2 separate regions of the Homo sapiens genome follow, and region 2 is linked to region 1. Evidence: read pairs that join two places in POLR2A ChIA-PET (ENCODE). Cell type or tissue: K562. All regions are shown on one strand. Each heading gives the region's core, and the rest is flanking DNA. Links, peaks and the distances in the headings are about the cores only. Region 1 overlaps ELF3 (E74 like ETS transcription factor 3). Region 2 overlaps PTPN7 (protein tyrosine phosphatase non-receptor type 7).

Region 1 (12,211 bases), core at 4,115-6,614:
TCATGCCACTGCACTCCAGCCTAGGTGATAGAGTAAGACCCTATCTCAAAAAAAAAAAAAGTTTAAAAATATATAAAAATAAACATTAAAAAATTAAAAAGAAAGAAAATGTCTCTCGGCCAGGCACTGTGGCTCATGCCTGTAATCCCAGCACTTTGGGAGGCCAAGGCAAGCGGATTAGCCGGGCGTGGTGGTGTGCCTGTAGTCCCAGCTACTGGGGAGGCTGAGGCAGGAGCACTGCTTGAATCTGGAAGGCAGAGGTTGCAGTGAGCTGAGATTGCACCACTACACTCCAGCGTGGGCGACAGCGCAAGACTCCATCTCGAAAAAAAAGTGTCTCTCAATTCACACCTTGACGAGTGGTTTTTGTCAAGTTTGAGTTTCTTCACATCCTCACCAGCTCTAGACATCAGGGGCATTCTTTAATTCTTTGCCAATTTGACATATGAAAAGTAATATCTCCCATGGCCTTAAGCTGTTCGTGTTTCAAGCAATGATAGTGAAGAGGAGGTCCATCTGTCTGCATTTGCCATGGAGAGTCTAGTTTTCCAAACCCCAGCATTTGCTCCGCCTGGAGCATTCTCTCCTGGCTAGAAATCAGCCCGGAATCAAGCCTGTGATACAAAGACTCTAAATCCCAGCTGGCCTTACAAACACATGGAGTAGATGAGGATTGACCAAAGGATGCTGGGACTTTCCCCTGGGCACTATGGCCTGGGTCACTGAGGCTGGCAGGTGTGGAGGGGGCAGGTGAGGTTGAGTCATGCAGGACACTGGGTGTGGTTTCTTGGATCAGCTCCAGAGTTGACATGCAGGTTCCAGTAACGGGCGGCTGAGCTGGGCTAATTGCTGCTGCTGGTGCCCCAGCCCAGCCCTGCACGTAGCAGAAGAAGGAGGAGGAGGAGGAGCGTAGGATAAGAATGAGAGGGCAATGCTCCCAAGGGTTGGCCACTGTGAGGTTCTGAAGAACTGAAAACTCACTTTCCATCCACCCTGCAGGATCCAAGGGTCCCTGGAAAGCAATGCTCATTGAATCCACCCTCCACCCCAGGCATGTTTGTATATCCATAGGGCATTCCTCAAACTGCACATCTAATGGTGGGGTTTTAGGCACCCATACAGCGGAGACATTTGTGTTGCTCAGCACCTCTCAAAGCAGAGTCAGCTGTGGAATTGAAGAAAGAAGGCAGGGTTCAAGCTCCGGTTTCCTAAACTTACTACTATCTCTGAGAGCTTAAGCTTTTCTTAACCTCTCTGAAGCCTCAGTTTGCTCATCTGTGAAATGAGGCACTTATCCTCTACCTTGTTGAGAGGTTTATATAGATGTCTTTGGAATTTCCTAGGCTCTAGCCTAGGCTTTCTTTCTTTTCTTTTCTTTTTTTTTGAGATGGAGTCTCACTCTGCCACCCAGTCTGGAGTGCAGTGGCATGATCTCAGCTCACTGCAACCTCTGCCTCCCAGGTTCAAGCAATTATCTGCCTCAGCCTTCCGAGTAGCTGGTATTACAGGCAGCTGCCACCATACCCGGCTAATTTTTTTGTATTTTTAGTAGAGACGCGGTTTCACCATCTTGGCCAGGCTGGTTTTGAACTTCTGACCTCATGATTCATCCGCCTCAGCCTCCCAAAGTGCTGGGATTACAAGCCTGAGCCACTGCACCAGGAATTTTTTTTTTTTTTTTTTTTTGAGATGGAATCTCACTCTGTCGCCTGGCTGGAGTGCAGTGGTGTGATCTCGGCTCACCGCAACCTTCTCCTCTCGGGTTCAAGTGATTCTCCTGCCTCAGCCTCCAAAGTAGCTGGGATTACAGGCACCCGCCACCACGCCCGGCTAATTTTTGTATTTTTACTAGAGATGGGGTTTCGCCATGTTGGCCAGGCTGGTCTCAAATTCCTGCCCTCAGGTGATTTACCCGCCTCAGCCTCCCAAAGTGCTGGGATTACAGGTATAAGCCACCGTGCCAGGCCATAGCCTAGGCTTCCTACTCCCCCTGGGTGACCTCTTCCCTACTGGGTCTTCTGCACACAGCATGGAGCCATGCACACAGCAGACAGTTAATGAACACAGAGAGAATGAATGATGTATGTAAAGCAATAACTTGACACATTGCCTGGCACCTAGTAGATACTCAGTAAGCGGTCAGCTGTCAACATGAAGCTCAGGCTCCATTCAACATGATTTGTGACTTTGAGCAAGTTACCTTTCTTTTCTGAGCTTCAGTTTCCTCATCTGCAAAGTGAAGAGTGTTCTACATTGAGTGCTCTGTCCTACAAATCACTGGTAGTTATGATGTAGGGAGTAAATTTTTTTTTTTTTTTTTGAGACGGAATTTCGCTCTCGTTGCCCAGGTGGAGTGCAATGGCGTGATCTCGGCTCATTGCAACCTCTGCCTCCCAGGTTCAAGCGATTCTCCTGCCTCAGCCTCCCAAGTAGCTGGGACTACAGGTATGCACCACGACGCCTGGGTAATTTTGTGTTTTTAGTAGAGACAGGGTTTTTCCATGTTGGTCAGGCTGGTCTCGAACTCCCGACCTCAGGTGATCCGCCTGCCTCTGTCTCCCAAAGTGCTGGGATTACAGGCATGAGCCACTGCACTTGGCCGATGTAAGGACTAATTTAAGGTGCTTGTTCTTCCTGAAAAGAGATGGGTTGAGGGGGAAATATATGCAGAGCTATTACATGGACAAATGAAGTTCTGCCAACTCTCCTCCCTCAGCAGAGAGAGGGGATGGGACAAGACTGCTGGGCAGTGGTGGCATCTTTGGACACTCTGGGTTAAGCAGCCATTTACAGCCCAGAAGACCATGCAGAGATAGTCCAGTGTGCATGAGGGCCCATGCTATGCCATGCACTGAATTGGGTTAAAAGTCAATGGTTTTGGAAGTAAGAAAACTCAATACTTCCCAGTAAGTATCAGAGGCTCTGGTGTCCACCCCAGGCCCTCATAATAGAAGGAACTGGCTGGGCTTCCATACTCATGAGCATCCTCCCATCCCCCCCAACCCACTTCATTAATTTACTTGTTGACATGCCCAACGAGCCATCCTTTTGCCAAGTAGAGGGGGTACAAAACATGCTCCTAGTCTGGGAGCAGTAGGTGAGAGAAGCATAGATGTTTTTAACCAGGGGTTGAAAACTTAGTGCTTCTGGGGCCACACAGGTACTGCATGGTGGAGATGGTGGTAAACTACATGCAAAGACTATATGGAGCAGCCTCACTCCACTGTGACAGATTGTGGTCCAGGGAGAGCTGACCTAGCTGGGCCAAATTTTCTGATTCTTTTTTTCACATTTATCTTTATTTTTAAATTTTTTTGAGACCAGTTCTCACTCTGGTGACTTGTAGGACAAAGCACTCCAAGTAGAACAATCTTCATTTTGTAGATGAGGAAACTGAGGCTCAGAAAAGGAAGGTAACTTGCTCAAAGTTACAAATCATGCCCCGGCTGGATCGTGCAATCAGAGGTTACTGCAGTCTTGAACTCTCAGGCTCAGGTGATCCTCCTGCCTCAGCCTCCTGAGTAGCTGGGACCACAGGTGCACACCACCACTCCTGGCTAATTTTTAAAAAATTATTTGTAGAGACAGGGTCTCCCTGTGTTGCCCAGGCTGGTCTTGAACTCCTGGGCTCAAGTACTTCTCCTGCCTCGGCCTCCCCTTGTTGCGATTTCAGGCGTGAGTCACCTGGCCCAGCCAATTTTTTAAAAAGACAAGCCACAAATTCAGGTTTTTTTTCTGAGAAAATTTTCCTACTTTTAAAAACTTGACAACTTGGGCCAGGCGCAGTGGCTCACACCTGTAATCCCAACATTTGGGAGGCCAAGGCAGGCAGATCACGAGGTCAGGGGATCGAGACCATCCTGGCTAACACAGTGAAACCCCATCTCTACTAAAAATGCAAAAAATTAGTCGGGCGTGGTCATGGGCGCCTGTAGTCCCAGCTACTCAGGAGGCTGAGGCAGGAGAATGGTGTGAACCCGGGAGGCAGAGGTTTCAGTGAGCCGAGATGGCACCACTGCACTCCAGCCTGGGGGACAGAGCATGACTCCGTCTCAAAAACAAAAAGCAAAAAACTTGACAACTTGTTGATTTTTTTGTGACTGTGGCAAACATATCTGTAGTAGAAGGCATGGTGGGTAGTTCAGTGGAGCTCTTATAGGCCAGTGGCAAATGGAGGCAGGGGTGGCTTCCTGAGTGCAACCTGTGCGGTGGTCCCACAGGGCCCTGCGCTTGGAGGACTGCACCTCGCGCATGGTTCATGCTCTTCTCTGCTGTTGCCATTTTGAAATTTTTAATCGTTCTTTTTTTTTTTTTTTTTTGAGATGGAGTTTCTCTCTTGTTGCCCAGGCGGGAGTGCAGTGTCATGATCTTGGTTCACGGCAACCTCCGCCTCCCAGGTTCAAGCGATTCTTCTGCCTCAACCTCCAGAGTAGCTAGGATTACAGGCGCACACCACCACGCCCAGCTAATTTTGTATTTTTAGTAGAGATGGGGTTTCGCCATGTTGGTCAGGCTGGTCTCAAACTCCTGACCTCAGGCGATCCACCCGCCTCGGCCTCCCAAAGTGTGGGATTACTGGCATGAGCCACTGCGCCCAGCCTAATAATTCTTTAACAAGGGCCCAGGCTTTCACTTTGCACTGGGCTCTGCAAATTACCAGGCCTGTCCTGACTGGAGGCAAGGGCTGAACCCATCTGGTGGGGGAAAAGGGCCAAAGAGGAGGTCAGGAAATGCTTCATAGAAGGACCCCGAGGGAGGAGGTGAGTCGTGCAGGCAGGCCTGGGTGTGGCTATGTGAGACTGTGAGGTGGGAGTGTGTTGCGTGCGCTGGTGTGTGCAAGTGTGTGAGGTTGTGAATACGGTCCATGCGAGTGTGTGAGAGCAGGCAGCGTCTGCAGTGCGTGCAGGGGCATGTGAGTGAGGGCTTGTGAATATTTATCTTTGTGAGTGTGAGTGTGTGTGACTTTGGTTCCCATGAGTGTGTATGAATGTGTGTGGTGTGTGGGGGAGGTAGTGGCCAGGGCAGGGAGAGTCACGGGGCCATTTAGCAAATATTTATCGAGCACCTCCTCTGTGCCAGGCGCTGTGCAAGGTGCTGAGGTGAGTAAGCCCCAGCACTTGCCCAGAGGTGCTCACAGCCCGGCGAGAGAGAGAGATGTGTAAACAGACAACAGCAGAGAGAGAGAGCAGATTGAAACCAGACTCCTCAGAAATGCAACCCCTTCACCCACTTCCCCCAGGAGAAGCCAGACTTCCCCAGAATTGGTGGGACAGGTGGGGCTGTGGGATAAGCCAGGAACTGTCCCAGGGGGCCAACCCCAGCCCCTCCTCAGGCACACCCAAACACGACGGGAGGGGTGACCTCCCTCTGACCTGCTCAGCGACACACCCAATCCCACAGAAGCAGATAAGAGGTGACCAGCAGCTCCGGCAGGGCGGGATATAAACAGCCCGGCCCTGTGGCTTCCTCCCCACCCCCACTCCCCAGCCCAGGACACACCTGAGGGGATGCAGACTCTGGTGGGCGAGAGACCGGGCCGTCTCCTGCTAGGAGGCCCCTGGGCTGGTGAGAGTCGGGGTAAGGGTGACTGGTGCCCGACAGAGAGGGCAGCACGGAGGCCAGCCCAGGGGCCCGTGCCAGGACTCTGCAGCATCCTGAGGGGTGAGAGGGCAGAGAACTGTTGGGGAGAAAGGCGTCCCTCCCAGAGCTGCCGTCTTCCAGGCTGTCCCAGGCGCTGCCCTGCAGAGGCCACCTGCCCAGGTGGTCTCACTGAGCTGCAGCGTGGAGGCAGGCATGCTGTGAGCTGGCCCCGCTCTCACCCAGTCAGTGACTTCAGCCCACCACTAGCCTTGTCAGTAAAATGGGGACACCTGGTCTCCTCAGCGAGCTGTGGGGCGGATCAAATGAGATAATGGGATGAGGAAAGCGCCTCATAAACTGCAAATGGCAGGGCAAAGGTCAGCACGCAGCGGGCAGCACCTGCCCCCAGCCCTCCAGAAGAGGGTGAAGGGGCTGAGCGCCATATTCCCAGCCCTCCTCCCTGCTAGGATCTCCTTTAGAAGCTGAAGAGGCTGGGAGTCAAGGGAGGCTGAACAAGCATGTCCCGGGCTCTAGAGGCCCCTCCCCCACTTCTTGGCTAGGTGACTTCAGGCCACACTGGGTCACCTCTCTTCTTTTTTTTGAGACAGAGTCTCCCTGTGTCACCAGGCTGGAGTGCAGTGGCATGATCTTAGCTCACTGCAACCTCCGCCTCCTGGGTTCAAGTGATTCTCCTGCCTCAGCCTCCTGAGTAGCTCGGACTACAGGCGCGTGCCAGCATGCCCAGCTAATTTTTGTATGTTTAGTAGAGACGGGGTTTCACCGTGTTGGCCATGATGGCCTCGATCTTCTGACCTCGTGATCCTCCCGCCTTGGCTTCCCAAAGTACGAGGATTACAGGCGTGAACTACCGCGCCCAGCTGGGTCACCTCTTTTAAGGGTGCAAGGACCCCGAGATATTGTGGCTAGGGAAACTAGACCAGAGTCTAATGCATAATTTCCAAGAAATGGGGTCATTTTTAGACTAAGTAGCTGTGAAAGCTTCCCCAGCTTCTGAGGCTAGACCTACGCCCTGGCCCGCATCCCCTTTGTCTAACTGGCTCACACTTCAGAAGGGAAATGTAAGTAAAAGCCTTTTTCCAAATGGCTCCAGGATTCTGGTTTCTCTCATGACCTCACTTTCCTCTCCAATCAACTTCCCCACTCTCCTTTTCCACCATTCCTTGCTTCTCCAGAGCAAGCTGCATTTCCAGAAATCCACACACAAGCTTTAGTTTTTCTAAGATCCCTTCTTTATCCACATCACTTCAGCCAACAATCTGATTGGTATTTCCAAGACAACAGAGCAGTATTTCAAACTCATGAATGGGATTTTAATGTGCTGTATGGAATTTGAAGCCTCAAACTTAAGGAACTTTCCACCTGGAAAGCATTCTTAAGTAACATCAATGAACTGTCCTCCCTAAAACCTAGACACAGTATCACTGTGGAAACAGAGTAATAGTTCTGGAATCGATTGAGGATTAGGTTAGAAGCGCCCACACCAGGAAAAGCTTCCGGGAAACGGTTTTAGGACAGAATCAAGGCACACCTGTGGAACCTCTTTCTGCATCTGTCAAATGGGGACGCTGTGTCTCCTCTCTTCTTAGGAGAGGATTAAATGAGCCAGAGTGGGCTAGCACAGTGCCTGGCATGAGACTACAGTTTCACTGGGTGCTATACTCACTACCTGGGTGACAGGATCATTCGCATCCCAAGCTCAGCATCACACAATATACCCATGTAACAAACCTGCGCACGACCTCCTAAATCTAAAGTAAAAGTTGCAATTAAAAAAAAAAGAGAAAAAGACTACACTTTCAACAAATGCCAACTCCTTCCCTCATTCTTTCTCAGCAAGTACTCATCTCCATTTTGTTTTGTTTTTTTTTTTTTTTCCTTTACAAGATCCTAACTCTGATTTTGTCAGACTCAAAAGCTGGGATTCATATTACAGATATACAGTTTACAGCACACTTGGCTGGAATGCAAAACCATCTATTCCACAAGGCCAGCCATGCAATTCTAGACATCTTGAGAACATCAGGTCCAAACCCTAGCCTAATAGGAAAAATCAGTCCTAAACAGGACAGACTTGGTCAAGGTCAAGGTCACTCGAGCGGTGTCATGACAGCAGGATGCTTCTGACCTCAGTGTTCTGAGTTCATGTCCTTGCTTGCATGAAGTCTTGTAAGCGTTCTCCAACAGTCTCAGCTGCTTCCTTTGCTCGCCTCCCAGCCCAGTCCATGTGTCTGTAAGCCCACACCTGCTACAGGAAATCTGTAACTCCCCTCTTCGTCAGCCTTTGCCCTCACCCTCAGCCTGGTAGACCTTCATTTTCCTCCCCTCCAACCTCTTGACCATATTCGATCCAAAGGCCCAAATTTCAGTACACAGGTAGCTAAGACAAAGGTTAGAAAAAGCCCAGAAGGCACTTTATTGGAGGTCTCTGCCTCCATTCACAGGAGAAAGGAGCTGGGAGCCCCATCCTAAGGGTCCCAGCATCAGCCCACTGGAGGGCCTGGAACAGTCCAGCACTCTGTGGGAGAGGAGTGGGGAGGGGAATGTTTTAGAAAAAATAGATCTCTATGTACATCTGACATATTTATATAGCACATAAATTAGGGAGTGCTCTGACCCCTGCCCGTGGAGCCCAAGCACTGAGCAGGGAGGTGAACGCCAGTCCAGAAAGAAGGTGCTGGAGCCCCTGCTCTGTCCTCTCCATCACGGTGCTCCCCTAGGGCCTCCCCAGGCCTCCTTGGCTCAGTCCAGGTGTCTGCAGGAGGAAGGTGTTGTCTGCATTTAGTGTCTGAGACTGGGTTTGAGGAGGCACCAGATAAAAGGAGATACACTTGCAGCTATAAAGTCAGCTTCAAACCCCAGGGCTTGTAATTCCAAGAGGAGGGTGGGGAGGCGAGGCCATAGTCTCCGAGTCCCAGGACGATGGCTGACAATACACCAAAACATCAGCTTCTCTCCACAGCACAGCTGGGAGCATTCCCCAGTGGAGGGGCCATCTGGCCTGCCTGTCCTCCCAGGAAGGTTTGCAGGCCTCGAGTGGTCCGTGAGTTTGGTCCCGGGTATAGTTCCAACCCTCAGTTCCGACTCTGGAGAACCTCTTCCTCCTTCCAGCCGCTTGAGTTTTTGCCAAACTTGTAGACGAGTCGCCGGCCATCCACCCGTTCCAGGATCTCCCGTTTGTAGTAGTACCTGGGTGAAGAGAAGGATGGTCAGAGGTGCTTTGGCAGGAAATGGGCCCCAGGCTGCCAGCCCGCCCACCTGGCCCGCGTTACCCCCAGGTAACCCATGCCCACTGGTCTCTGCCTGACTAAGCTGAGCCTGACTCACACTTCCTAAACTCCTCTGTTCTTCACACTGGCAAGCAGAAGCTCTTTCCCTACACTGGCCTGTAACCGTGCCCAGGACACAGGGCTCTTTGCCTTTGCTTCTTTGTATCCTATGGCTGTGACTGGGGTCTGATCATTAAATTACATGACTTTTAAGGCCAGGGAGCTGGGCACGGTGGCTCACACCTGTAATTCCAGCACTTTGGGAGGCTGAGGCGGGCGGATCACTTGAGGTCAGGAGTTCGAGACCAGCCTAGCCAACATGGTGAAACCCCCGTCTCTACTAAAAATACAAAAATTAGCTGGGCATGGTGGCAGGTGCCTGTAATCCCAGCTACTTGGAGGCTGAGGCACAAGAATCACTTGAACCCGGCAGGCAGAGGTTGTAGCGAGCCAAGATTGTGCCACTGCACTCTAGCCTGGGTGACAGAGCGAGACCCTGTCTCGAAAAATAAAAAGAAGAAGAAGAAAAAAGAAAAGGCCAAGCATACTGGCTCACACCTGTAATCCCAGCACTTTGAGAGGCCGAGGCAGGAGAGTCATTTGAGGCCAGGAGTTTGAGACCGGCCTGGCCAACGTAGAGACCCTTGCCTCTATTTAAAAAAGAAAAAGAAAAAAAAAGTAAGTACATGATTTTAGGGCTGGACGGGATCTTAAGATGATCTAGTGTACTCCTGGACACAGGAGGAAACTGAGGCCCAGAGAAAAACAACCTAAGTGCTTCAACGAGGAGAAAGCCAGGCCCTGGGTGGGCACGGCTCCTGCCCCCTTTCCCACTCTCCAGGTGCCTTCCTGAGGACAAGCCTCACAGGCGATACAAGAAATGTTGCTGCTAGCTCAAGTGCACTGTGTCTGCTGTCTGCCAGGCTAATACTTTCTCCATGTTGTCATTTAATCCATGAAGTAGACCAACCCAGATGTTGTCCTCACTCTAAGGACTCAGCCCTGTTGCAAGAAGCCAAGTGGCAGCCAGAAAGAGGGCGGTGGGAGTGTGAGCGCCTGTCCCCATGTCCGGCTGTATCGTGAGGGTCCTGGCCGCCAGCTCACCTCATGGCCCGGCTCAGCTTCTCGTAGGTCATGTTGCTGTTCTTTTTCTTTTGGCCCCATAGTTGGGCCACAGCCTCGGAGCGCAGGAACTTGAAGACGCCTTCATGCCGATTCTCCCACTTCATGAGGCCCTCGTTGAGCTCCGGGTGGATGAGGATGTCCCGGATGAACTCCCACAGGTGGGTGCCTCTGGGCGCTGCAAGGCCAGCCTCCATCAGTTTGCCATCCAGGTGTCCCCTCTCACCCAAGGCCAGCCAGCCCTGCCCGCCCCAGTGCACTGCTGACTTGGCCACAGCATGCAGCAAGCCTCTCCAGAGACCCCGCAGTGCCCTCTGTGCGGGTACTGCAGTGACTGCTTTTCTCCTCAGCCCACCTAAGACCCACCAGCTGCCTCCTCACATTGAGGGTGTCCCAGAGGGCAGGACAGTGGCCAAGTGCAGAGAGAACTGGAGTCAGTGGACAGGACACTGGAGTCAGTGGACAGGACTCTGGTACCATGAGCCTCCCACTGGGAGCCTTATTTCCTCCTCCTCTCCAGGACCACCAAGCCAGGCTCTGCAATTAGGTGGTGACCGATACCATAGAGCCCCCAGCTTGTGCACAGCCTTACCAAAGGCCATGCGGAGGCCAGAGAAAACGGGAGAAGGGATACCTGCAACAACCCGCAGTGCCCCAGGAAGCCGCTCAGCCCGGCGCAGGGAGGACCCACGTGCCCCCGGAGCTCACCGTGCTTGCTCTTCTTGCCCTCGAGACAGTCCCAGTACTCTTTGCTCAGCTTTCGGGGCCGGCCTCGTTTCCGCTTCCCGTGCTTGGGATCCCCCTTCTTGCAGTCACGAAAACCATCTGTGGGGACGGTGGTGGAAGGTCAAGGAGGGGCAAGAGGGGAGTTAGGGAGAGTAGCCCCTCTACAGGAAAAGGCTGCAGGAAGAGCCGGGCCCCCTGTGCATTGCTAAATGGGACGCCCTCTTGGGGACCTCCCTCGACTCACCGCTGGGGAAGAGCTTGCCATCAGTGGGATCCAGGTCCACGTCACTTCCACCGGAGTCTGAGGAGTGGGAGCTCCGAGAAGCACCAGTCCCTGGGGGGCGGGGTCAGAGTAAGTCCCCTGCCGGCCCACCCTCTGCTCAACCACGCTGCTGGCTCTCAGGACACACTTCCCAGCCTGTTCCTGTTCCTGCCAGAAGGCCTGAGTTATGGTGCTGGGAGCCAGAGGGAACAAGGGACACTTCGGGGAAGGGAGGTTGTGGCCCAGAGAGAGCTCTCACCTGCGGTGGAGACGTCAGAGCTGCCAGGGGAGGGGGCTCCTGCGCCACAGCTGCCGGGGTGGTAGGGGCTGGCTTGCTGACCGTCGTCCAGCAGCTCCTGGGCAAAGGGGCTGCCCTGGTCTGGGAAGAGGAGGTGAGAACTCAGAGAGGGCTCAGGGGACCAGACCAGGACAGGTGATGCTGCCCATGGGTCTGATGACCTGCTGCAATTTTTCTAATTGAGGGAGGAAGAAGTCTGGGGAGGGGGTCATCTCTAGCACTCTGTGGAGGGGCAGGGATGGGACAAGACAGGCTGGGGAAGGAAGGAGAAAACGGGTTCTCACCAAAGGGCCCTGGGTCTAGGGCCTCCTGGAAGGCCATGCCATCCTTCTCCAGCAGCTCAATGATCCAACTGAGCTCATCAGAAGAGCTGGAAGCTGACAAGGAAGGAAGGAAGGGTCACACTCCCCTAATCCCTCCCTCAAGGGCTCTCTCTGGCTGTGCAGCTGGCCCAGAGCTCCAGGGCCTGCCTACGGCCACACTGAACTCGACTCAGCTCAACATGTGGAGCTGCTCCCCAGCCTCCAGGGGCCTGGACTCACTGAGGTCTCGCAGCTGGGCATGGAGTTGGTCCCCCAGAGGCCCAAAGACCAGACGCAGCTCCTCAAGGGCACAATTGCAGAGGGTGGCGCCATCCATGTCACATCGTGAGAAGTCAATGGCGCTTGCGTCGTACTTGTTCTTCTCCACTTGGTAGCTGATCCAGTCCAGAACCTGCGTCTTCGACCAGAACTGGGGCTGTTCCCCCAACCAGCTGGCCTTCTCTGCAAGGGCCAGGCAGGGAAACAGGCTCAGCTCAGGCCACCCAGCAGACCTTACAGCCCCATTTTTTTTTTTTTTTTTGAGATGGAGTCTCACTCCTGTCACCTAGGCTGGGGTGCAATGGCACAATCTCGGCTCACAGCAACCTCCACCTCCCAGGTTCAAGCGATACTC
Region 2 (12,211 bases), core at 1,066-3,565, 140 kb before region 1:
AGAAGGAGCAAGAATCACAACAGCAGCAATAATAATGTTTGCAGATATGTACCCTGGGCCAGGCCCTGTTCTCAATCCTTTTTTTTTTTTTTAAGACGGAGTTTTCACTCTCGTCACCCAGGCTGGAGTGCAATGGCGCAATCTGGGCTCACTGCAACCTCCGCCTCCCGGGTTCAAGCGATTCTCCTGCCTCAGCCTCCCGAGTAGCTGGGATTACAGGCATGCGCCTCCATGCGTGGCTAATTTTGTATTTTTAGCAGAGGTGGGGTTTCTCCATGTTGGTCAGGCTGGTCTCGAACTCCCGACCTCAGGTGATCCGCCCACCTCGGCCTCCCAAAGTGCTGGGATTACAGGCGTAAGCCACCGCGTCCAGCCTCAATCCTTTATATTCACTCATTTCTCACAACAATCCCATGAAGTTGGTACTGTGATGACCATTTTACAAGTGAGGAAACTAAGGCACAGAGAAGTTGAATATCTTACCTAAGATATTCAACTTAGCTACTTGCACCAAGCCCCTTTCCCTGTCTTCCTCTTGCATGGGAAATGCCCAGCCAAGGCTTGCAGTGAAGGAAGCACCACCAGGAGGGCTCCCAGAGAGATGGCTTTGAGAAAGTCAGATGGAGACAGGGCAACGGCCAGCAAGAGAGCAGTGGAGGCGGGGAGGGAGGACACTGTGCTAGGAGGGGGTGACCCTGCAAACTGGCAGACCCGGAGCAAGCACCTTCTATTTTTCGGAGGCAGGCATGAGGCCCCGGAGCCTCTCCCTCCCTCCCCTGCTCTCCCTACAGGGAAGCTACTCCCAGCTTGAGGCTTTAGCTCAGTGAGCACTCGGGCCCTGTCTCCTGCTAACCCTCCTGGAGTGTCCTCTGCCTGCATGGGCGGATCAAGGTGCTATTAGCGCTATTCCAGGCCAGGGGGAGGAGTAGCCCTTGTTCTTGGCCTAATTCTAATCAGCCCTGCAGCCACCAGAAAAGGGAAAAATTCCTTTGCCTGAGATTCCCCTGGTCCCCAGGGTACCTTCTGTCCATGACCAGGCTGGCATGAGCAGAGCGAGAGTCTCTTCTCCTTTCCTCACAAGCCAGCTTCTTCATCCATGTTTGGGTTTCATTTAGAGAAATCCTTCCCCCTTAGAGGCAGAGGCCAAATGCCTCGTGGCTGAGCGGAATCTGAGTCCTAGTCCCACTTCACAGCTATGTGATATCTGGCAAGTTGCTCATGTGAATCCCATATTCACCATTAGAAAACAAATTCTTCTTCCTCTACATCTCTTTTTCCATCCCTAGTGGCATAATCTTGTTCTAAACCTGTACTGATCTCAAGGATAGAATACTGTATCTATTAGAATATTATATCTAATATTGTATCTTCCCATTTGGTCTCTGCTGTTCCGTTCCCTTTCTTCTCTAGTCCATCCTATACAGCACCACTCAGTTAATCTTCCCAAACTATTGTTTTGATCATGTCACTCTCCTGCTCAAAAACATTATACAGCTTCCTACTGTCTGCGTATAAAATACTTCAATAGGGGCCAGACATGGTGGCTCACACATGTAATCTCAGCACTTTGGGAGGTTGAGGTGGGAGAATTGCTTGAAGTCAGAAATTCAAGACCAGCTTGGGCAACAAAGTGAAACCCAATCTCTACAAAAAACGTAAATAAATAAATAAATAAGCAAGCCAGGTGTGGTGGCATTTGCCTATAGTCCCAGCTATGTCAAAGGCTGAGACAAAAGTATCACTTGAGCCCAAGAGTTAGAGGTTACAGTGAGCTATGATCGCACCACTGCACTCCAGCCTAGGCAACAGAATGAGACCCTGTCTCTAAAAACAACAACAAAAACAACAACTTCAGTGGGTGTAAGGCCACCTGCTATACACAAGGTGCTATGACTGTGATGAGCACAGGAACTCTCCTCTTTCTGACCCTGCTTGAGTCTGTGTTAGTTGGTCACCTTCTGACCTCTGACCTCTGCTGATTTTTATTTCCTAGATCCCCAGAGCCGTGTCTGTCTAGGCCGGGCACAGAGCCAGGAGGACGGAGATTACATCAATGCCAACTACATCCGAGTGAGTGGCCTGGCTGCAGTGGTGGGCGGGGAATGGGGGAATTCTCAGACGTCTGAGAATATCTTCCAGCCATGGCTGGTGGATCAGGTGCCTGCATTTCCTACCCTCCCTGCTCCAGCTCACTGCTGTCATAGCCCTACCAAGCTGGGCTGGTACTGAACATGCCCCAAAACACCAACCTAAAAAACGGAGCAGATGTTGAAAAATATCTGGAGAGACCACCAAGTCTCCCTAACCTCCACTATCAGTCCTCCCATGCCACCCTCTAAACTTAGCAGGAAGTTAGCATTGTTGAACCCAATCTCCAGCTGCTTAAGAGCTCACAGCTCCCGAGAACTGCATAGGTGATGCCAGCACTAATGGGACCTCCCCGCCAACTTACCTTAACTGCCCCTCAGATAGCCCCTCTTATATGAAGATGGTTGATTGACGTCAAGCTATAGGAAGCTCCAGGCCAGGTGGGTGTTCCACGCCAGCTTCTCGCTGCTGTGGGCCCTAAGGAGATGTAAAAGCAGCGCTCTCTAGTGACTCAATGTGGGTAAGACATCAGTCAGGGGCGCAGGGAGGCGAAAAGCTCTTAGCTAGGGAAGCCATGGGGAAACATGATCTTACATTTGCCGGCCAATACCGGATCAACTGCAGTCTGGATTTCACCATCTTGAGAAGCAGGAAGCTGAGGATCCTGAAGGTGAGAAAATCAGGTTAGGGAGAGTGTGCTACATTTTGCTACTACTTTCATAGAAAAGTAGTAACCTGTAAATGTGAAACTGTCACTGAACAAATATTAAACACTGTTTAGGTATTTTGTGCTAGAAGAAAGCAGCAGGGGAGGAAGGGAATAAACATTTATAGAGCACTTGCTATCGGCTAGACTCTCAATATATCTTACTGAATTTAATCCACTCTACATTCCTACAAGATAGATATTATTATGCCCAATTTACAGATGATACCACTGAGGCTTACGGAGGCTAGGTAACTGGCTTATAGTGGTACAGCCAGGAAACAGCAGAACAGGGATCTGATCCTCATTCCAGAACCCGTATCCTTTCCATCATGTGGCTTCTGAGTGTGCGTGTTCGTGCATGTGTACGTCTACACGTGTGGTTCACAGCTTCAGGCTGACCCCAGCACCTGAGGCATCTAGGATCTCCCCAGAGCTCTGCTCTCACTGCTCCCCACCCCTTCCCCTGTGCTTCCACCTTCCAGGGCTATGACGGGAAGGAGAAGGTCTACATTGCCACCCAGGGCCCCATGCCCAACACTGTGTCGGACTTCTGGGAGATGGTGTGGCAAGAGGAAGTGTCCCTCATTGTCATGCTCACTCAGCTCCGAGAGGGCAAGGAGGTAGGAGGCAGAGCCACAGTTCATGATGAACCCAGAAAGTGCTATGCCCACCCCACCCCCACCCCACACACAGGGCAGCTCAGAACCAGAGGTTTCCCTGGGAGCCAGCCCCAGCTCATACCTCTCAGAAAGTTCCCTGAGATATAGCCCTGGGAGGCTGTCTATGGCCAAAATACGGGATAGGGTGAGCACTCTGCTTGCAGGTATCAAGCTCAGAAGAGCCAGGCTCCCTGTTGCTGACCTCCCATCCAGTAGGGGTGGAGGATGGGGAGGAGATACCAGCCCCTCTCTGCTGCCCTGTCACCTGCTCCAGCTGACCCTCTTCTGACTCCCAGCTCCCTCCCTCCTAGAAATGTGTCCACTACTGGCCCACAGAAGAGGAAACCTATGGACCCTTCCAGATCCGCATCCAGGACATGAAAGAGTGCCCAGAATACACTGTGCGGCAGCTCACCATCCAGGTACCACCCCCCCGGAGCCAGGCCCAGTGGGAAGTTGGGCCGCCCACAGCATCTCTGGGACTCAGGCTGGCTCTTCACTAGGAGCCAAGGGTTTGCTCTTCTAAACCATCTTAAACCCACATCTATAGCAGAAAGAGAAACTTGAGCACTGTCCTCAGCCTCTAGTCTAATAGGGCAGAGCCAATAAGCCAAATAGGACTACCGGGAAGTACTCACCCATCTGTGTAAATGGTCAGGCGGGGACAGGCAGGATCCAGGAGCAGGGCCAAGGGAAGGAGAGGAGGTTAAAGGAGATGTGGAAGGCCAGGTGTGGCGGCTCATGCCTGTAATCCCAACACTTTGGGAGGCTGAGGGGGGCGGATCACTTGAGGTCAGGAGTTCCAGACCAGCCTGGCCAACATGGTGAAACCTTGTCTGTACTAAAAATTACAGCTGTTTGGAAGGCTAAGACAGGAGAATCACTTGAACCCAGGAGGCAGAGGTTGCAGTGAGCCAAGATTGTGCTACTGCACTCCAGCCTGGGTGACGGAGTGAGACTGTCTGTCTCAAAAAAAAACAAACAAAATAAAACAAAAAAAGAGAAAGAGATGTGGAATAACATGTACACAAGGGCTTTTAAAATGCCTTCTATTATTTTATGGTGTTTTATATTTTTGAAAGCATTCCTCTATCAACTCATTCTCCTCCAAATATCCTGGCAAGTAAACCAGTAAGATATCACTGTTCCCATTTTCCAGGTGAAGAAAATGAGATCAAGGGACTTGCCCAAAGTCATGTGCTTATGGGAAGCAGAGCCAGGGCTTGAATTTGGGTCTCTCCCCTCTCCCAGGACAATGCTCCTTCCCGGGATTTTGAAGGGGGAAGTGGTGGAGAACAATGAGCACGAAAATTGCAACCTAGCTTGCTTTGAGTAGATGACCCCCCCACAGGGTAATTCCAGCCCTTGCCCTCCTCAGGCACCAGAGAAGAAGGTAGACAGTGCCCTCCACCCTGACCTTGGTTCTCATGCCTTGTCTCCAATCCAGTACCAGGAAGAGCGCCGGTCAGTAAAGCACATCCTCTTTTCGGCCTGGCCAGACCATCAGACACCAGAATCAGCTGGGCCCCTGCTGCGCCTAGTGGCAGAGGTGGAGGAGAGCCCGGAGACAGCCGCCCACCCCGGGCCTATCGTAGTCCACTGCAGGTGCGTGGCCCTCCCTTCACTGCAGCCTGTGGACTGTGCTCCCCTCCCCTGCCCCCTGGGTCTCTCCTGGGGAAGGGTCTGAGCAGAAAAGCATCAGGCAAGCCTAGTCCTTACTCAGACATGACTCGCAAGGCCATTCAGCAAGGGCTCTGTTCTTTTTACCTCCTTCACGCAGAACCCAGACATCTGGGCTGGACACCCAGGCCCCATCCATAGAGGGGATGGAATATCAGGAAGATCCCAGTCAGCTGCAGGAGGACATAAACAGGATTCCAGCTGTTGGGGAACTCATTTACTTATTCAACAAATATGTATTGAAAATCCTATTATTGGCCGGGCACGGTGGTTCACACCTATAATCCCAGCACTTTGGGACGCCAGGGCTGGCAGATCACCTGAGGTCAGGAGTTTGAGACCAGCCTGGCCAACATGGTGAAAACCTGTCTCTACTAAAAAATACAAAAATTAGCCAGGCGTGGTAGCACACACTTGTAATCCCAGCTACTTGGGAGGCTGAGGCAGGAGAATTGCTCAAACTCTGGAGGCAGTGAGCCGAGATCACACCACTGCACTCCAGCCTGGGTGACAGAGCGAGACTCCATCTCAAAAAAGGAAAACCTATTTTTGTCAGGCACGGTGTTAGCTGCTAAGGAGACAGCTATGAACCAAGCAGTTTGGTTTCTTCCCAGACAGTTTTATAGGCTGGTGGGAAAGAAGGCAGATTAGGCTGGGTGCAGTGGCTCATGCTTATAATCTCAGCACTTTGGGAGGCTGAGGCGGGAGGATCACCTGAGGTCGGGAGTTCAAGACCAGCCTGACCAACATGGAGAAACCCTGTCTCTACTAAAAATACAAAATTAGCCACACATGGTGGCGCATGCCTGTAATCCCAGTTACTCGGGAGGCTGAGGCAGGAGAATTGCTTGAACCCAGGAGGTGGAGGTTGTGGTGAGCTGAGATCGCACCATGGCATTCCAGGTTGGGCAACAAGAGCAAAACTCTGTCTCAAAAAAAAATTAAATACCACGCAATGTGATGAGAGCTGTGATGGGGATATTATGGGGACCATAGAACCAAGTCTCCTAAACCAGACTTTGACCAGAGAAAGTTTTCCAAGAGAAAGGCCATCTAAGCCAAGCTAAGACCTGAAAGGTGAATTAGCCAAGTGAAGAGAGGGAAGGGAACACGTTCCAGGCAAGTGGAAGAGCACATGCTAAGGCCCAGAGAAGAAATGTGAAAATGGATACACTGCTGGGAGCAGGGTTACAGGTTAGGCCCAGAGGTTGTGTGTGGGGTAATGATGAGAGATGGGTTTGGAAGGCCAGTGAAGGTCAGATGATGAGGGGACTTGGAGGACTGGCTAAGACACTTGGATTTGCCATTTTAAAAGAACACTTTGGCTATAGAGTGAAAAATGGATTGGGCCAGAGTGAGGGGGTGTCGTAGGGGACAAGACTAAAGAAAGGGACCATTTGGGAGTGCATATCCTAAATAAAACAGAGCACAGAGGCAAAAGGCATGACACAGGGGCCTCCCAGCCCACCCACAGGTAGCACTGGGACATGTGCAGGGAGGTCATTAGGGGCTCACGCAAGAGGAAGGGGAGGCCTAGGGGGTTTTGAAATAAAGAGAGGGCACGATAGAGAAAGCAGAACAGAGTGGAGAGAAGACTGTGGGAGGGCGCCAAGGTGGGAAACAGAGGGGCCGGGCGTGGGCTGCGTGGAAGATGAGTCTGAGCTGAGAGGAAGTCAAGGTTAGATAAGGAGGGCTCGAGGGTCAGCACACCCACAAGTGGGAAACTGTCTGTTGGAAACCACTGTAGACTCAGCAGAAGGGAGATCGTCAAAATGTCCACAGGGACCAAAAGGTGGCCTGCAACAGGCTTACAGTAAGGCTGGTAAGAAATGTAAACTCCTCCCATGCCAATTAAAACCTGCCTCCAGCAGGGCCCCCAAGGGGACTGGAAAGCAGAGTACTGCTACCTGCCTCCATCTCCAGAGCCCTATCCCCAAAATATAGCACCTGCAGGTCCCATTTCTTTCTCCATAGTTTGGGGCCTGGCTCTCATATTCCCTGGTCTCCCATGACCTCCCTGTCCCCTCCCTGGCTATCTCCAGTGCAGGGATTGGCCGGACGGGCTGCTTCATCGCCACGCGAATTGGCTGTCAACAGCTGAAAGCCCGAGGAGAAGTGGACATTCTGGGTATTGTGTGCCAACTGCGGCTAGACAGGTGGGTCTGTGGGTGTAAACAAGGCCAACAACGTTAACGGATGGCATCAGTGCCTCTGGGCCCCAGAGTTCTGCTAGGCCCATCACCATCAAGCACTCCTGCAAGAAAGGAAGAAACCCTTTCTGCTTAGAGCTGTTTATTTTACAACTAACAACCAGGAAAAAATATCTATCTGGATGGCCGGGTGCGGTGGCTCACACCTGTAATCCCAGCACTTTGGGAGGCTGAGGCGGGTGGATCACCTGAGCCCAGGAGTTCGAGACCAGCCTGGCCAACATGGTGTAAACCCTGTCTCTACTAAAAATACAAAAATTAGCCAGGCCTGGTGCGGGCCCCTGTGATCCCAGCTACTCAGGAGGCTGAGGCAGGACAATTGCTTGAACCCAGGAGGTGGAGATTGCAGTGAGCCGAGATTGTGCCATCGCACTGCAGCCTGGGTGACAGAGCAAGACTCTGACTCAAAAAAAAAAAAAAAAAAAAACAAAAAAAAGAATATCTGTCTGGAATGTTGGCTTGGATGCCTGGAATTAAACATGATATGAGGCAGCAACAAGTAGTGCAAAGAAGATCACTGGGTGGAGGCAGAGCCGGTGTTCAGATTCTGACATCTGTCTCACTGAGATGTCACTAGATTTCTCTGAGCCCCCATTTCTTTTTTTTTCTTTCTTCTTTTTTTAATAATAGAGATGGGGGTCTCACTATGTTGCCCAGACTAGTCTCGAACTCCTGGGCTCAACAATGCCCACTTGGCTTTGCAAAGTGCTGGGATTACAGGCTTAAGCCACTGTGCCCAGCCCCCACTTCTTCTTTATCTAGACAGAGATAATGGCTCCTTCCCCCAGAAAACTGTTGTAAGAAATGAGTTAACTTATATGAAAATGTTTTGGAAATGGAAACTACTATACAAATGTATGGAATCATTATTTTTACTTTTTAAGATTATTAGAAAGAAGGAAACTTGAGGCTCAGGAGTATTCCTGGCCCGACCCAAGGCTTCAGAGATCTGGTTTTGTCCCAGGAGCTGAGTGGATCAAGGAAGACCAAGTGTCAACATGGGGCATCACCCCTCAGCACGTGTAAGGGGCAGAGGACTTCTCTCACAGCAGATCTGAGGGGCAGCAATGAGGAGTAGAAAGTAGAAAAGATGAATATAGGTGGTGGGGCATGGTGGCTCATGTCTGCAATCCAAGCAGTTTGGGAGGCCAAGATGGGCCAATCACTTGAGGTCAGGAGTTCAAGACCACCCTGGCAACATGGTGAAACCCTGTTTCTACTAAAAATACAAAAATTAGCTGGGCAAGGTGGCAGGCACTTGTAGTCCTAGCTACTCAGGAGATTGAGGCAGGAGAATCACTTGAACCTGGGAGGCAGAGGTTGCAGTGAGCTGAGATCATACCACTGCTCTCCAGCCTGGCTATCAGAGTGAGACTCTGTCTCACAAAAAAAAAAAAAAAAAAAAAAAAGTGAAAAGATGAATATAGGCAAAGGAGTTGGCATGTTCTTTGAGAAAGTCAGGACTTTCCCAGTAGGACCACAGGGATGTTTGACTGGAGCCATTCAGCCAGCACCCTGACCCTCCTTCACTCATGGTCTGTGTGTTTCTCCTTGCAGAGGGGGGATGATCCAGACGGCAGAGCAGTACCAGTTCCTGCACCACACTTTGGCCCTGTATGCAGGCCAGCTGCCTGAGGAACCCAGCCCCTGACCCCTGCCACCCTCCGGTGGCCCAGGTGCCTACCTCCCTCAAGCCTGGGAAGGTGGGTCTGGGGAAAGTGGGCCGAGTGATCTGGGGGTACCCCTTGGGTTGGTGTGGGGAAGGAGTGCCTCCTTAGTGGTGCTTGCAGTCACAGGAAGCAGCAGCAGTAAGGACAAGGGGCCGGATTCCAGGTCTTCAACACTGGCCACTCCTCTGCTTCCTCTGTTGGCCCCAGATGGACAGTAAGGGGAACCTCCAATGTCTCTCTGAACTTAAAGACAGGAGCTGGCATTTATGACAGACAAAGAAAGAAGCCCAGGTGTCCTGGTGTTCTCTGAGACACTCTTTGTGAGCTTCAGTTTCCTGTTCTATAACATGAACATAAGTGCTTAGCTGCCATGAGGGAAAAGTAATGAGAGAAGTTTCTAGAAGCCACTCCAGCCACTCCTTCCTGGGGCTGACAAAAGGGTGATTCCAAGATCATCCTTCACCCGAGGTCCTGCCCAAGCACAGGCCAGATGCAAGAATGGGGAAAAGTCTGGTCCTGATCTCCAAGTCTCAACATCCTATCAGTGACTCTGCTCCCTGACCACACATCGGAAGGGCTGGATGACCCCAATCAAAAGAAAGAACAAGGACTCTGGTTACCCTTGCCTCCACCCATGTGTCATAAGAGTAGGCTACAGAGGTGACCAGGCCTGGCAGTTGAAATCTCTGGAAGAGGGAACATGTGGGGACTACTCAGAGGCAAAGAGGAGCTGCTCCTGCCTCCATGGTTGCTGGCCACTCCCACCAACTACTCTTAGGGAGGCTAAGCAGTCTCTGTTTTGCTTCCATGGCTCAAATAATACCCTGGGTATGCAGGACCCACTATACCTTGCATTTGCTGAGTACACCTAGAGAGCTTGGCTGTTTCCAAAAACAATCAGGGTCATAACCATCCATGCAGACATGGAGGCTCGGCTGAACCAGGACTCCTCACTGTCTACCTGAGAGAATGAGCACCCCTCATCCATCTCAGCATCAACACAATTTCCAGGGGACCTCAGGTCTACCTCAGGACTGAACGCCACACCTCAGGATTCCTCCTCCTTGAATCTGAGACTGGCTGCCCATTCTGAGATGGGGATGAAGGTAAGATGCCGCATCACCAGGCACGCCGCCCCTGACAGCTGCCTTGATACCAGCTCTCTGTGGAAACCCCCGAGGAGTTGGATCTGGAGAACAGCTGGGCCTCCTCACTCAGGACTTCTCTCCTGAAGAACACGCAGTGCTAAAACTGAGGATGATTTCCCTAATGCTTCTGCTTGGCCTTATGGAGGAGCTGCTCCTTCCTTACAGCCTTGGGGATGGACTTGCCCACACCTCCACCTCCCCTGAGCCCTGTGAGAGGCACGACTGTCTATGCCAATGAGGCTCGGTGGGGGGCTCTCAAGTGCCTGATCCTGCCCTGGGCTCAGAGCCAGCCCAGAGGGAAGCAACTGCACAGCCCCACAGGCCCTCCCTGGCACTGTCCCCCCAACCCCATCTCAGAGCTCAGAGGGTACAAGCTCCAGAACAGTAACCAAGTGGGAAAATAAAGACTTCTTGGATGACTGACTCATTCCTTCTTTCCATCTTCTTCTTGGCCCTCTGGGGCCTCTTTGTAGCAAGAGAGAAAGACTGCAGACCAGGGACAGGCAGGCTGCAAATCTTTGCCCTTGGGATATGCACTTTTCTAGCACTTCCAAGGACATAAAGTAAGGTGAAACCAAAGTCAATTTAGGAAGTGAGACAGGGTGGACCCTCATAGCCTACCCAGGCAGCTGTAACAATTCACACTACCGTAAACCATGTGGCTTCTAAACAACAGAAATGTATTGCTGGCCTGGCGTGGTGGCTCATGCCTGTAATCCCAGCACTTTGGGAGGCCGAGGCAGGCGGATCACGAGGTCAGGAGATCCAGCTAACACAGTGAAACGCTGTCTCTACTAAAAATACAAAAAATTAGCCGGACGTGGTAGCACACACCTGTAGTCAGCTATTCGGGAGGCTGAGGCAGAAGAATTGTTTGAACCCTGGAGGTGGAGGGTGCAGTGAGCTATCATGCCACTGCACTCCAGCCTGGATGACAGAGCAAGACTCCATCTCAAAAAAAAAAGAAAAAAGAAAAAAAGAAATGTGTTGCTCACAGTTCTGGAAGCTGGGAAGTCTAGGATCAAGACCCTTGCAGACTCAGTGTCTGGCTATTAGGCAGAGCCTTCTTTCTGTCCTTGCATGGTGAAAAGGTTGTGGGCTGGTATTCTTCCCCCTAATCCCACCGGCCCCCTTTATAAGGCTCTACCCTCATGACTTAATCACCTCCTAATACCATCACTTTAGGGATTAGGACTTCAACCTATGAATTTGGGGGGACACAAACATTCAGTCCATAGCCTTTATCTTAGGAGCTAGAGGAGGACTTATAAAGGGCAGAGGTTAGAAAGATGGTGCTTAATAAACCAGAATATTGGCCAGGCTCATGCCTGTAATCCCAGCACTTTGGGAGGCTGAGGCAGGCAGATGGCTTGAGCTCAGGGCTTCGAGACCAGCCTGGACAACATGGCAAAACCCCGTCTCTACCAAATATACAAAAATTAGGCTGGCATGGTGGCGCATGCCTGTAGTCCCAGCTACTCGGGAGGCTGAGGTAGAAGAATCACCTGAGCCCGAGGAGGTGGAGGCTGCAGTGAGTCGAGATCCCACCGCTGCACTCCAGCCTGGGCCACACAGTGAGACCCCATCAAAAAAAAAAAAAAAAACAATATTATGCTAGCCGAAACCTTGTGATTCTTCTACTTTGGTAACTGTTTGACTATTTGGGGTCATCTAACTCCAGTTGATTGGACAGATATGGTTGATATTGATAGTTTACCCACTTTTGACTAAAACAATAGACTACATATGACTACATTTGAAAACCAAACCCCAACGGGCAGCCAGCATAGGCTGGGGACTGCCCGAAGCCTGAGCCTACCCGGGACTGCCAGCTGAGGTTGTCAGCCTGCCTGAGCAGGTCCTATGGGTGGGTCTTGCAAGGAGAGGGGCAGGAGTAAGGCATCTTTGCAGGCACTCCAGACCCACTTCAAGAGGAGAACTATCACTTCTCCTCCTGAAGAATACTCTGCTTTTCACCAAAACAGGGCAACATTTTCCTTTGTCACAGACGTTCCTCACTGAAAACCCCCTGCCAGGACTGTATCTG

Evidence for each region. Peaks named below come from ENCODE experiments on the same cell type or tissue, not always from the same donor. Only the 100,000 strongest peaks of a DNase experiment are listed, where the experiment ranks them.
Region 2: POLR2A ChIA-PET joins it to region 1 with 5 read pairs; 7 of 35 experiments call an interaction of 5 or more read pairs at or near these places.

The regions. Positions count from the first base shown.
Region 1 is chr1:202,011,785-202,023,995 of GRCh38, reverse strand. ELF3 (E74 like ETS transcription factor 3) reads right to left here. Exons shown (of 9, transcript NM_004433.5): 3 at 11,818-12,039; 4 at 11,560-11,652; 5 at 11,237-11,356; 6 at 10,960-11,049; 7 at 10,698-10,814; 8 at 9,972-10,167; 9 at 6,813-8,787. The coding sequence ends at 8,673. Among named protein-coding and RNA genes, the nearest start is that of ELF3, 7.3 kb to the right of the region's middle. RefSeq lists enhancers at 5,295-6,063, 9,566-10,765, 11,575-12,211. In K562, for the core only: no CTCF peak of the experiment used is centred there; DNase peaks (open chromatin) are centred at 5,395 and 6,088; H3K4me3 peaks cover 162 bases.
Region 2 is chr1:202,145,392-202,157,602 of GRCh38, reverse strand. PTPN7 (protein tyrosine phosphatase non-receptor type 7) reads left to right here. Exons shown (of 10, transcript NM_002832.4): 5 at 1,994-2,070; 6 at 3,280-3,417; 7 at 3,768-3,878; 8 at 4,904-5,061; 9 at 7,179-7,292; 10 at 8,904-10,587. The coding sequence ends at 8,997. Among named protein-coding and RNA genes, the nearest start is that of ARL8A, 6.8 kb to the right of the region's middle. RefSeq lists a silencer at 2,470-2,519. In K562, for the core only: a CTCF peak has its summit at 2,588; a DNase peak (open chromatin) is centred at 2,612.